2 separate regions of the Homo sapiens genome follow, and region 2 is linked to region 1. Evidence: chromatin contacts called from ENCODE POLR2A ChIA-PET data. All regions are on one chromosome and are shown on one strand. The core of a region is the stretch at or near the end of the contact, and the rest is flanking DNA. Distances in the headings are between cores, read along the strand shown. Region 1 holds the start of EIF3K (eukaryotic translation initiation factor 3 subunit K). Region 2 holds the start of SELENOV (selenoprotein V).

Region 1 (5,531 bases), core at 1-2,500:
GCCTCAGGGCTCAACTTCTGGCACCTCCCTCCGTCCCCAGAAGCCCTGCACCCGCCTTGCCTCCGCGGGCTGTGGCCTCCCCCCTCCTCACTCTCGCTTCCTGCCCCAGCTGCACTGCACGACTGTGCAACGGGCTCCACCCCCCCGTCCCCTGGGCTCTGAGAGCCTCTGAGGGGCAGCTTGTCTTGGGACCCAAGGGACCACCCTCAACCTCCAAGGCCCAGGGCTGGATGTAAATGTGATGCAAATGATCTTAATCGTAACTGGGTTGGAGGGGGGTGCCTTAGAACCCCCGCCCCCGTCTCCTAGGTAGTGTCTAAACCTCTGCTGGGTGCTTGAAGGTTTGGCCACAACCCGAAGGCGGCAGGTCTGCAAAGGGATGGCTATGCAGTGTACATGCCTGTTCACCTGTCACATACATGCACTTGGGTTACCTCCTCTGCACTGCGCAGGCGTGTAGACGTGCATCTGCCTGGATACCTGTGTGCACAGTACACACGTGGATGTACCCAGGACATATACCTCCACATGCATGGCACATAACTGCATTTTGTAGGCCTGCAGTGTACAAAACCTATACATAATATATAATTCATGGCAGTACAAATGGGACGCTCGCCCTCAGCTCCAAGACCGGAACCTAATGGAGACGGGGCGCGATCCGGCGAAGTCCAGGAGCCCTCACCCCAGCCCCTGCCCGGCAGAGCACAGTAGCTTTGTGGGACCCTCCTCCTGGAGCTGGGGACCAAGGGCTGAGACTTGAAACTGGAGAGCTCAGGATCCTGCACCAGGCGCCCAGGCCTGTGGCAAGAGGGACCTCAGAACACCTCCCTCGGAACTTGGCCATGGCCTAAACGTAAGGCTGCTGCGTGCATTCCCGCAGAGCTCCGTGGCCTCATGGCCGCGCGCAATACAACGCGCGCGCACGCCGCCAGAGCTCCGGGTGCTTCCCGGTGAGTTCGCGCGCGCACGCTCCCGCGCTACCGGCACTGGAACTGGGTCTGTGAGGCCCGGGAAAAGCTTAGCCCCGCCCCCTCGCCACGAGAGGCGCCTGCGCACTGGGATCCAGTAAGATTTTTCTCACGCTGTCTGTCCAGCTTGAGTGGCGCGAATGCGCACGCGCCAATTGCGCCTGCGAGGAAGAAGTCACGTGGCAGCCGGAAAGCGTGGCGGCTGCTGCTAGAGCCTTTCCCTTTACCGCACCCAAGGAGCTGGAGCGACAACAACGACGTCGTTTCCGTTTCCACCACCTCTTCCTGTTCCCGTCCTTGAGGACGCCGTGCCGGGTCAGTGTTAGCCTCCAGCCCTGGTTGTGGAAGGCGACAGAAGTCATGGCGATGTTTGAGCAGATGAGAGCCAACGTGGGCAAGTTGCTCAAGGGTATCGACAGGTCTGAGCCCGGTTGGAGGAAGCGCTCTGGCCAAGCGGGGCGGAGGAGAGGGTTTTCCGGAGACAGCAAGGGGTGTTCAGGGTCCTGGGCTTGCCGCGGGGTGGGGTTTCTCTATCCTCCTGGAGGAGGAGATGCTTAAAGAAACGGCACTGAGCTGGGGGTAGTGGCTCACGCCTGTGATCCTAGCACTTTGGGAGGCCGAGGTAGGTGGGTCGCCTGAGCCCAGGAGTTAGAGACCAGCCTGGGCAACAGCCAAACCCCGTCTCTAAAAGAAAGAAACAAAAGCACTGCAAAGGCCTAGAAGCGAGAGAATCTTGGTACCACTCAGTCTCTTCGTAAATTGCCTTAAGGTTTCCTTCTCTGCTCCGCCTCCTTTGAGTGCCTCTTAATCTCTCCCTTCTCTGCTCTATAAGTCATTCATTCTCCACACGTTTACTGAAATAAACTGTCAGTGCTAGGCAATGCTGGGAACCACAGGCGAATCAGACAGCGGCAGATCATGCCTTCACGGTCTGAGTTCCCTTTCCATAAGGGAGACAAACCTGACAGCAGACAGCGATAGCCGGGAGAGATTAGAACTGAAATGGGGGAAGCAAAGGCCAGAGTGTTCAGGTGGACATGGAGGAAGTAGGCAGCGAGGTAGGCAGGAGAGGATGGGGCTGGATCAGGGTGGAGGCCTGAACAGGGGAGGAAGGGGTGAGTAGCAGAGACATTCAGGAGGCCAGGTGTACAAGCTGCAGTGACTGACTGGCTCAGAGGTTGAGGAGGCATCCTAGGGAAGAGCCAGGGCTCCAGTGGAGTTTAGAGCTTAGGCGAGAGGTCTGGGATAAGAATAAGTTTTACTAGAGATTATACTGGACATAATTCACTACCTGGATAGAGCAAGTGGCCAGTGCCAGATTTAGAGGGGAAGGGCGGGAGGAGCAGGTTACAGTGGCCCCTTGCTCCATAAGGTGGCTGGCCTCAGCTTCTGTCTCCTCTGTGCTCACCTATCTTGATTCTCCTTTAGGTACAATCCTGAGAACCTGGCCACCCTGGAGCGCTATGTAGAGACGCAGGCCAAGGAAAATGCCTATGATCTGGAAGCCAACCTGGCTGTCCTGAAGCTGTAAGTGTCTAGCTCTCTGTCTACACTCCCATTGCAGCAACTAGCAGGGTGCCACTCCCAGTACAGGGCAAGGGGGTGGCTGGTAGTATCCTGAACAATGCAGCATCTCTTGGTGTGCAAGACTAGGAAGCCAAGGAAGTTGGGACAGGAGGAGGGATGGTTTTTGAAAAATCAATTGCCGGGCGCGGTGACTCACGCCTGTTATCCCAGCACTTTGGGAGGATGAGGCAGGCGGATCACCTGAGGTAGGGAGTTTGAGACCAGCCTGGCCAACACGGAGAAACCCCATCTTTACTAAAAAATACCAAATTAGCCAGGCGTGGTGCCACATGCCTGTAATCCCAGCTACTCGGGAGGCTGAGGCAGGAGAATTGCTTGAACCCAGGAGGCGGAGATTGTGGTGAACCAAGATCGCGCCATTGCACTCCAGCCTGGGCAACAAGACCGAAACTCCGTCTCAAAAATAATAATAAAAAATCAATTAGGGTGGCCGCAGGGGCTCATGCCTGTAATCCCAGCACTTTGGGAGGCTGAGGCGAGAGACTCACTTGAGCCAAAGAGTTCGAGACCATCCATGGCAACATAGCGAGACCCAACCCTACGAAAAAATTTAAAAATTAATGTAGCGGTGTGTGGCTGTAGTTCCAGCTACTTGAGAGGCTGAGGTGGAAGGATCGCTTAAGCCTGGAAGATTAAGGTGCAGTGAGCCATGATAGTGCCACTGCACTCCAGCCTGGGGGACAGAGTGAGACCCCTCTTTTTAAAAAAAAAAAAAAAAAAAAGAATTACCAATTTGGGTGACATGGCACAACCCTGTCTCTACAAAAATTAGCTGGGCCCAGTGGCGCATGGCTGTAGTCCCAGCTCCTTGGGAGGCTGAGGCAGGAGAATTTTTTGAGCCTGGGAGGCAGAGGTTGCAGTGAGCCAAGATCATACCACTGCACTCCAGCTTGGGCGACAGAGTGAGACCCTGTCTCAAAAATAAATAAAGGTTAATTACAGAACACATGTACAGGCTAATACATTAAGCAAACATGTAGTTTAACAAATCATTATAAATGAAAGCCTACATAATCACCATTTATGTTGCAAAGTTATTGCTAGCACCACAGGCTCTTTGCCCCCTATGCTCTATGCCAACCAATTCCCCTGCTCCCCCATGCTCTCATGGCCTGGCTTTATGTGATGGTTTACTATGCATGCATACATCTGGCTCAGCTCAGCTCAGGTTTCCCTGCTTTGAACTTGATACAGATGGAGTGCATACAGCACAAACTCTTCTGCATTTGCCATTTGCTACTCAGCACTGGGTTTGTGAGATCCATCCAGTGTTTTTTGTTTTTTTGTTTTGTTTTTGATATGGCTGCAGTTTGTTGTCATGGATGTATAGCTCTCCACTGTGTCACTTGTGTGGCTGTCCTAATGATCTCTTCTGGCTCTTGATGGACATTGTGGGTTCTTCGTGCCCTTTTTTTTTTTTTTTTTTTTTTGGAGACAGGATCTTCTGTTGCCCAGGCTGGAGTACAGTGGCACAGTCATGGCTCACTGCATCCTTAGCCTTCTGGACTCAAGTGATTCTCCCGCCTCAGCCTCCTGAATAGCTGGGACTACAGGCATGCACCACCATGCCCAGCTAATTTTACTTGGGTGCTTTCTTTCTTTCCTTTTTTTTTTTTTTTTGAGACAGGGTCTCACCTTCTTGCCCAGGCTAGAGTGCCTTGGCGTGATCTCATGATCTCAACTCAGTGCATCCTTTGCCTCCCAGGTTCATGTAATCCTCCTGCCTCGGCCTCCTAAGTAGCTGTACGTATCGGGGGGCCTGCCCCGATAATCACGTAGGTTCTTTTCTATATTCCTAAGCATTGGCTGGCTTGAGAAATAGAAGGACAGAGTACAAAAGAGAGAAATTTTAAAGCTGGGCGTCCGGGGGAGACATCACACATTGGTAGGATCCGTGATGCCTCACAAGCCACAAAAACCAGCAAGTTTTTATTAGGGATTTTCAAAAGGGGAGGGAGTGTGCGAATAGGTGTGGGCGACAGACATCAAGTACTTAACAGGGTAATAGAATATCACAAGGCAAGTGGAGGCAGGGCGAGATCACAGGACCACAGGATCAAAGCGAAATTAAAATTGCTAATGAAGTTTTGGGCACCACTGTCATTGATAACATCTTATCAGGAGACAGGGTTTTGAGATCAACCGGTCTGACCAAAATTTATTAGGCGGGAATTTCCTCTTCCTAATAAGCCTGGGAACGCTATGGGAGACGAGTTTATTTCACCTCTGCAATCTCGACTATAAGAGACAGGTACGCCCCGGGGGGCCCGTTCAGAGACCTACCCCTAGGTGCGCATTCTCTTTCTCAGGGACGTTCCATGCTGAGAAAAAGAATTCAGCGATATTTCTCCCATTTGCTTTTGAAAGAAGAGAAATATGGCTCTGTTCTGCCCGGCTCACCGGCAGTCAGAGTTTAAGGTTCTCTCTCTCATTCCCGGAACAATTGCTGTTATCCTGTTCTTTTTCCAGGGTGCCCACATTTCATATTGCTCAAACACACATGTTGTGCAATTTTTGTAGTTAACGCAATTATTACAGGGTCCTGGAACGATATACATCCTCCTCAACTGACAGGATTAAGAGATTAAAGTAAAGACAGGCATAGGAAATCACAAGGGTATTGATTGGGGAAGTGATAAGTGTCCATGAAATCTTTACAATTTATGTTTAGAGATTGCAGTAAAGACAGGCATAAGAAATTACAAAAGTATTAATTTGGGGAACTAATAAATGTCCATAAAATCTTCACAATCCACGTTCTTCTGTCATGGCTTCAGCCGGTCCCTCCGTTTGGGGTCCCTGACTTCCCGCAACAGGTACGCACCACCATACCCAGCTAATTTTTGTATTTTTAGTAGAGACAGGGTTTTGCCATGTTAGCCAGGCTGGTCTCGAACTCCTGACCTCAGGTGATCCACCCGCCTTGGCCTCCCAAAGTGCTGGGATTACAGGCGTGAGCCACTGCACCCAGCC
Region 2 (5,531 bases), core at 1,703-4,202, 900 kb after region 1:
GAGAACTCACTCATTACTGTGGGGAGGGCACCAAGACCTTCTTGAGGGTTTCGCTTCGAAACACCTCCCACCAGGCCCACCTCCAACATTGGCGGTCATTTCAACATGAGATTTGGAGGGGAAAAATATCCACACCAAATCAATACCCATATAAGAAGCCAGAGGCTGGGCACGGTGGCTCATGCCTGTAATCTCAACACTTTGGGAGGCTGAGGCGGGTGGATCACTTGAGGCCAGGAATTTGAGACCAACCTGACCGACATGGTGAAACCAACCCCGTCTCTACAAAAACATACAAAAATTAGCCAGACATAGTGGCGCTCACCTGTAATCCCAGTTACTTGGGTGGTGGAGGCACAAAAATCGCTTGACCCCAGGAGGCAGAGGTTGAAGTTAGCCGAGATCGTGCCAATACACTCCAGCATGGGTGACAGAGCAAGACTCTGTCTCAAAAAAAAAAAAAAAAAATGGCCAGGCGCGGTGGGTCACAGTGGCGGACCACCTGAGGTCAGGAGTTCAAGACGAGCTTGGCCAATGTGGTGAAACCCCATCTCTACAAAAATACAAAAATTAGCTGGGCATGATGGCAGTGCCTGTAATCCCAGCTACTCAGGAGGCTGAGGTGGGATAATTGCTTGAACCTGAGAGGTGGGGGTTGCGGTGAGCTGAGATTGTGCCATTGCACTCCAGCCTGGGTGACAGAGCAAGACTCCGTCTCAAAAAAAAAAAAAAAAAAAAAAGCCAGAGAGCTAGCTGGCTCTCTTCCTGCCATGTGAGGCTGCAAGAAGTTGGTGGTCTGCAACTTGCAAGAGGTCCCTCCCTAGAACCCAACCTTCTGGCACCGTGATCACAGACTTCCAATCTCCAGACCTATGAGAAATAAATGTTTAAGCCAGTTTATAGTATTTTTTTTAATAACAGCCTGAGCCAACTAAGAGAGTTGGGTTTTGCTGCAATAACAAATTTCCCTCAAATCTTACTGACTTACACAATCACAGGTTTCTTTTTTGTTCATGGCACACATCCAGGCCACCAGGCTTTTCGTTTTTGTTCAAGAGACATAGTCTTGCTCTTGTTCTGTCACCCAGTCTAGAGTGCAGTGGTGTGATCATAGCTCATGGCAGCCTCAGTCTTCTGGGCTCAAGTGATCCTCCTGCCTCAGCCTCCTGAGTAGCTGGAACTGTGGGTGCATACCAGCATACCTAGCTAAGTTTCAAGTTTTTTGTAGAGAGGGGTTCCTGGTATGTTGTCCAGTCTGGTCTTGAACCCCTGGGCTCAAGCAGTCCCCCTGGGCTCAAGCAGTCCTCTTGGTTTGGTCTCCAGAAGTGCTGCAATTACAGGCAGGGTTTTACCATGTTGGCCAGGCTGATCGTGAACTCCTGACCTCAGGTGATCCACCGGCTTGCTCTCCCAAAGTGTTGGAATTACCGGCGTGAGCCACCGCTCCCCATCAGGGGCTTTTTTTTTTTTTTTTTTTTTTAAATCAGTCTCTAACACTGGAACACTTTTCTGCTTCGGAAGTAAAACCATCAGGCTGTTAGACACAGACACCCCTCTCTTGGCTTCCTTCAAATTACTGAAAACAAGTCTCTCCACCCCCTACCGTACCAACCAACCAACCAAAGACTGGCCAGCACATGCTGTAGTCTCAGAACTTTGGGAGGCCAAGGTGGGAGGATTGCTTGAGCCTAGGAGGTCGAGGCTGCAGTGAGCTGTGATTGCACCACTGTGCTCCAGCCTGGGTGACAGAGTGACAGCCTGTCCTCCCAAAAAATAAAAAAATGTTTTAAAAAGTACATGTCTGATGTGCTTACAAAAAATAAAAGAAGATCCTTGGTTAATGGCCCTGCCCCTTACTCCAAGGCCATATTTGCTGTGCTCACTGTCTGGGCTCTAGTCCTGCTGCCTCCAGCTAACTCCTCCTTTACCTGGCTAACCCTTTGTCTCTTTATTAATGCCATAAACATTTATTGAGCACCTACTACATGCCAGATCTTATTCTGGGAGCTGGGAATACAGCAGTAAACAAGACGGACAAGACCCCATCCTTGAGGAGCTCACAGCTTGACATTCCTTCTCAAAGTGGTTAAGCCCCAGGATGCTGGAGCCTGACGGGTTGAGTTTGAATCCCAGCTCTGCCATTTAACTAGCTGTGGGCAAATGTTTAGCGCCTAGTACTGTAATAAATGTGAACTCTCAGCCGGGCGCAGTGGCTCACGCATGTAATCCCAGTAGTTTGGGAGGCTGAGGCGGGTGGGTCACTTGAGGCTAGGAGTTCGAGCCTGGCCAACATAGTGAAACCCCATCTCCACTGAAAACACAAACACTAGCTGGGTGTGGTGGCGGGCACCTGTAATTCCAGCTACTTGGGAGGATGAGGCAGGAGAATCTCTTGAATCCAGAAGGCTGAGGTTGCAGTGAGCTGAGATCATGCCACTGCACTCCAGCCTGGGCCAGAGTGAGACTGTTGCCGTGGTGCTCATCATCAGTCTCCAGATGTCAGTTGTCCCCTTTTCTAGTGAGCCGTCTCTGATTGCAGCAGGCTGACTGAACCTATTCTGGGATCCCACAGCTCCTGGGCTCCCTCATCCCTGCCCTGAACGCTCTGGGCTGTAGCCCTTTGGTAATGGGTATGTGTCCCCTACTGGACAGGGAGCCTGGTGAGGGCAGGGACCAGGGCTTTCCTGATGCCTGCTCTGTCCCCAAATTCACCCAGCAGAGAAGTGTGCACGCAGCAGGCACTCAGTACACATATGCTGAACACCTGAGTGTCACCGACAGCTGCGGAGGCACTGGGGCAATCTGTGTGTTTCTCAGCCTGGCGTCGGGGGTTAAGGGGGCGGGAATTACTCGGCGAGGTCGGGAGGTCGCGCGGTGGAACCCGGGGGCCAGGTGGAACTCGGTGTAACAGAGCCCCCAGTGGTCGCGCCGCGTCTCAGAACCCGGTGCGGGAGACGCTCTCCCCGCCCAAAGAGGGAAGGCGGGCGGGACTCCCCAACCGGCTTGCCCCGGTCCCCCTGGGCCCCATGAATAACCAGGCGCGGACCCCAGCCCCCTCCTCGGCGCGGACTTCAACCTCAGTCCGGGCTTCTACCCCGACCCGGACACCGACTCCACTCCGGACCCCGACTCCGGTCCGGACTCGGACCCCCATCCGGACCCTGACTCCAGTCCTGACTCCGTCTCCAGCCGGGACTTCCCCTCTGGTCCTGACTCCTGCTCCAGCCCAGATTCCCACTCTGGTCCCCACTCCCGCTCTGGCCCGGATCCCCCGTCTGGTTCCGCCTCCTGCTCCGGCCTGGATCCCTACTCCGGTGCCGACTCCCGTTCCCGTCCGGAACCCAACTCCGGTCCCGACTCCGGCTCGGACCCTGACTCCTCCAGTCCGGGTCCCAGCCCCAGCCCCAGCCCAGCTCCTGGCAGGGATTCGGGCCGCGCTCCCCGTCTTGGACTCCTACCTGGCCCCGGCCCTACCTTTGGATCCGCCCCCGGAACCTGCTCCGGAGCTGCCTTTGTTGCCCGAGGAGGACCCTGAGCCGGCGCCGAGCCTGAAGCTCATCCCGTCGGTCTCCAGCGAGGCCGGGCCCGCCCCGGGGCCCCTTCCCACGCGCACCCCGCTGGCCGCGAACTCACCCGGGCCCACCCTGGACTTCACCTTCAGGGCAGACCCGTCGGCCATCGGGCTGGCGGATCCCCCCATTCCCAGTCCTGTCCCCTCGCCCATCCTGGGGACCATCCCGTCGGCCATCTCCTTACAGAATTGTACGGAAACCTTCCCCTCCTCCAGCGAGAACTTCGCGCTGGACAAGAGGGTCCTGATTCGAGTGACCTACTGGTGAGGACCTCACACATGCCTCTCCCAACCCCCGGGGACAGGGCCGGCAGTGGGGGCTGGGTCTCCGGGGACGTGGAGGTCAGGGTTGGGGTAGGGCGAGGGGAGGGATTCAGGAAGAGCCCCAGAGTTCCAGTTCCCAGATTGGAAACCCGCTCTTGTCTCTCATTCTCTTTGGGGCAGGAGAGCTTCAGGTTCAAATCCCTGCTTTGGATCTGAGCTTCATTCATTCGTTTCTGAGTGCCCCGCGGGCCAAGTGCCAGGCCTGTGCTAGAGATGGGGTGCTGAGTAGAGCAGATCGATCTACTTTGCTCCCCAGCAAGACCAACCCAAAGACACCGCACATGATAGGGGCTCTGGCTTCCCTTCCCAGCCTCTCTCCTGCCCTGGAAGCCTCTCTGGCCCCTTGTCTCTCTCTCTCTCTCTCACTTCCTCCTCTTCTGTCTCTGCCCACAGGCGGTCTCTCCCACTCTCTGTCTCTCTGTCTCCCCACCTCACTCTCTCTCTCTTTTGTTTTTGTTTGTGTTTCGGACAGGTCTTGCTTTACTGCCCAGGCTGGAGTGCAGTGGTGCAATCACTGCTCACTGCAGCCTCGACCTCCAGGGCTCAAGCGATCTTCCCACCTCAGCCTCCTGAGTAGCTGGGACTACAGGTGTGCACCACCATGCCTGCCTAATTTTTTTTTTTTTTTTTTGAGACGGAGTTTCACTCTTGTTGCCCAGGCTGGAGTGCAATGGCGCGACCTCTGCTCACTGCAACCTCTGCCTCCCGGGTTCAAGCAATTCTCCTGCCTCAGCCTCCCGAACAGCTGGAACCACAGGCATGTGCCACCACGCCCGGCTAATTTTGTATTTTTTTTTAGTAGAGACGGGGTTTCACCATGTTGGCCAGGCTGGTCTCGATCTTCTGACCTCGTGATCCACCCACCTTGGCCTCCCAAAGTGCTGGGATTATAGGTGTGAGCCACCGCGCCTGGCCCCTAATTTTTAAATTTTGTTGTAGAGATGGGGTCGGGGATGGGGTGCGGGGGCAGTATCACTATGTTGCCCAGGCTGTTCTTGAACTCCTACATTCAAGCAGTCCTCCTGCCTCAGCCTCCCAAAGATCTGGGATTACAGGTGTGAGCCACCGTGCCCAGCCTGTGTCTTTCCTTTCCCAGAGTGTTGTGTGTTTCTGCTTCTCCCTATCTCGGTTCCCTCACCTCTGGCCTCTTTCTTTCTCTCCATCTTATCTTTTCTGTCTCTTTCTCTGACTCCATGGATTCGTGTATTCATGTATTCATTCGACAACTACTTCTTCACCACCCACCATGTTCCAGGTCCTATTGGCATCAGGGACACAGCAGTGAACAAGACCGAGATCCCCGTCCTTGTGGCTCCCATGGGCTGGTGTGGAGGGGCAAGCAAAAAAACAATAATATGACCTGTAGAAAATGATCTCATATGTGAGGAGGTGATCCGTACTGTGAACAAAAGGCATTTTGGGGGGTTGCAGTTTTAGCTGGGGTGGTCAGGAAGGCCTCACTGAGAAGGGGGTATATGAGCGAAGCCCTGAAGGAAGGAGAGAAGGAGTTGTGTGGATGCTGTGGGGAGAGCATTTGGCTGAGGGAACTGCCAGTGCAAAGGTCCTGAGGCAGGGCATACCTGGGGTATTGAAAGATGAGCTAGGGGCAGGGCCTATAATCCCAGCACTTTGGGAG

Evidence for each region. ChIA-PET counts read pairs that join two places held with the same protein, here RNA polymerase II (POLR2A).
Region 2: POLR2A ChIA-PET joins it to region 1 with 11 read pairs in PC-9. The contact joins the promoter of SELENOV here to the promoter of EIF3K in region 1. POLR2A ChIA-PET finds 5 or more read pairs at or near these places in 2 of 52 experiments (PC-9 and Panc1).

The regions. Positions count from the first base shown.
Region 1 is chr19:38,617,938-38,623,468 of GRCh38, forward strand. It overlaps EIF3K (eukaryotic translation initiation factor 3 subunit K), which reads left to right and starts at 1,251. Exons shown (of 8, transcript NM_013234.4): 1 at 1,251-1,390; 2 at 2,400-2,498. The coding sequence starts at 1,332. It overlaps MAP4K1 (mitogen-activated protein kinase kinase kinase kinase 1), which reads right to left and starts at 16. Exons shown (of 31, transcript NM_001042600.3): 1 at 1-16. RefSeq lists enhancers at 540-589, 4,283-5,143.
Region 2 is chr19:39,512,187-39,517,717 of GRCh38, forward strand. It overlaps SELENOV (selenoprotein V), which reads left to right and starts at 2,953. Exons shown (of 6, transcript NM_182704.2): 1 at 2,953-3,835. The coding sequence starts at 3,027.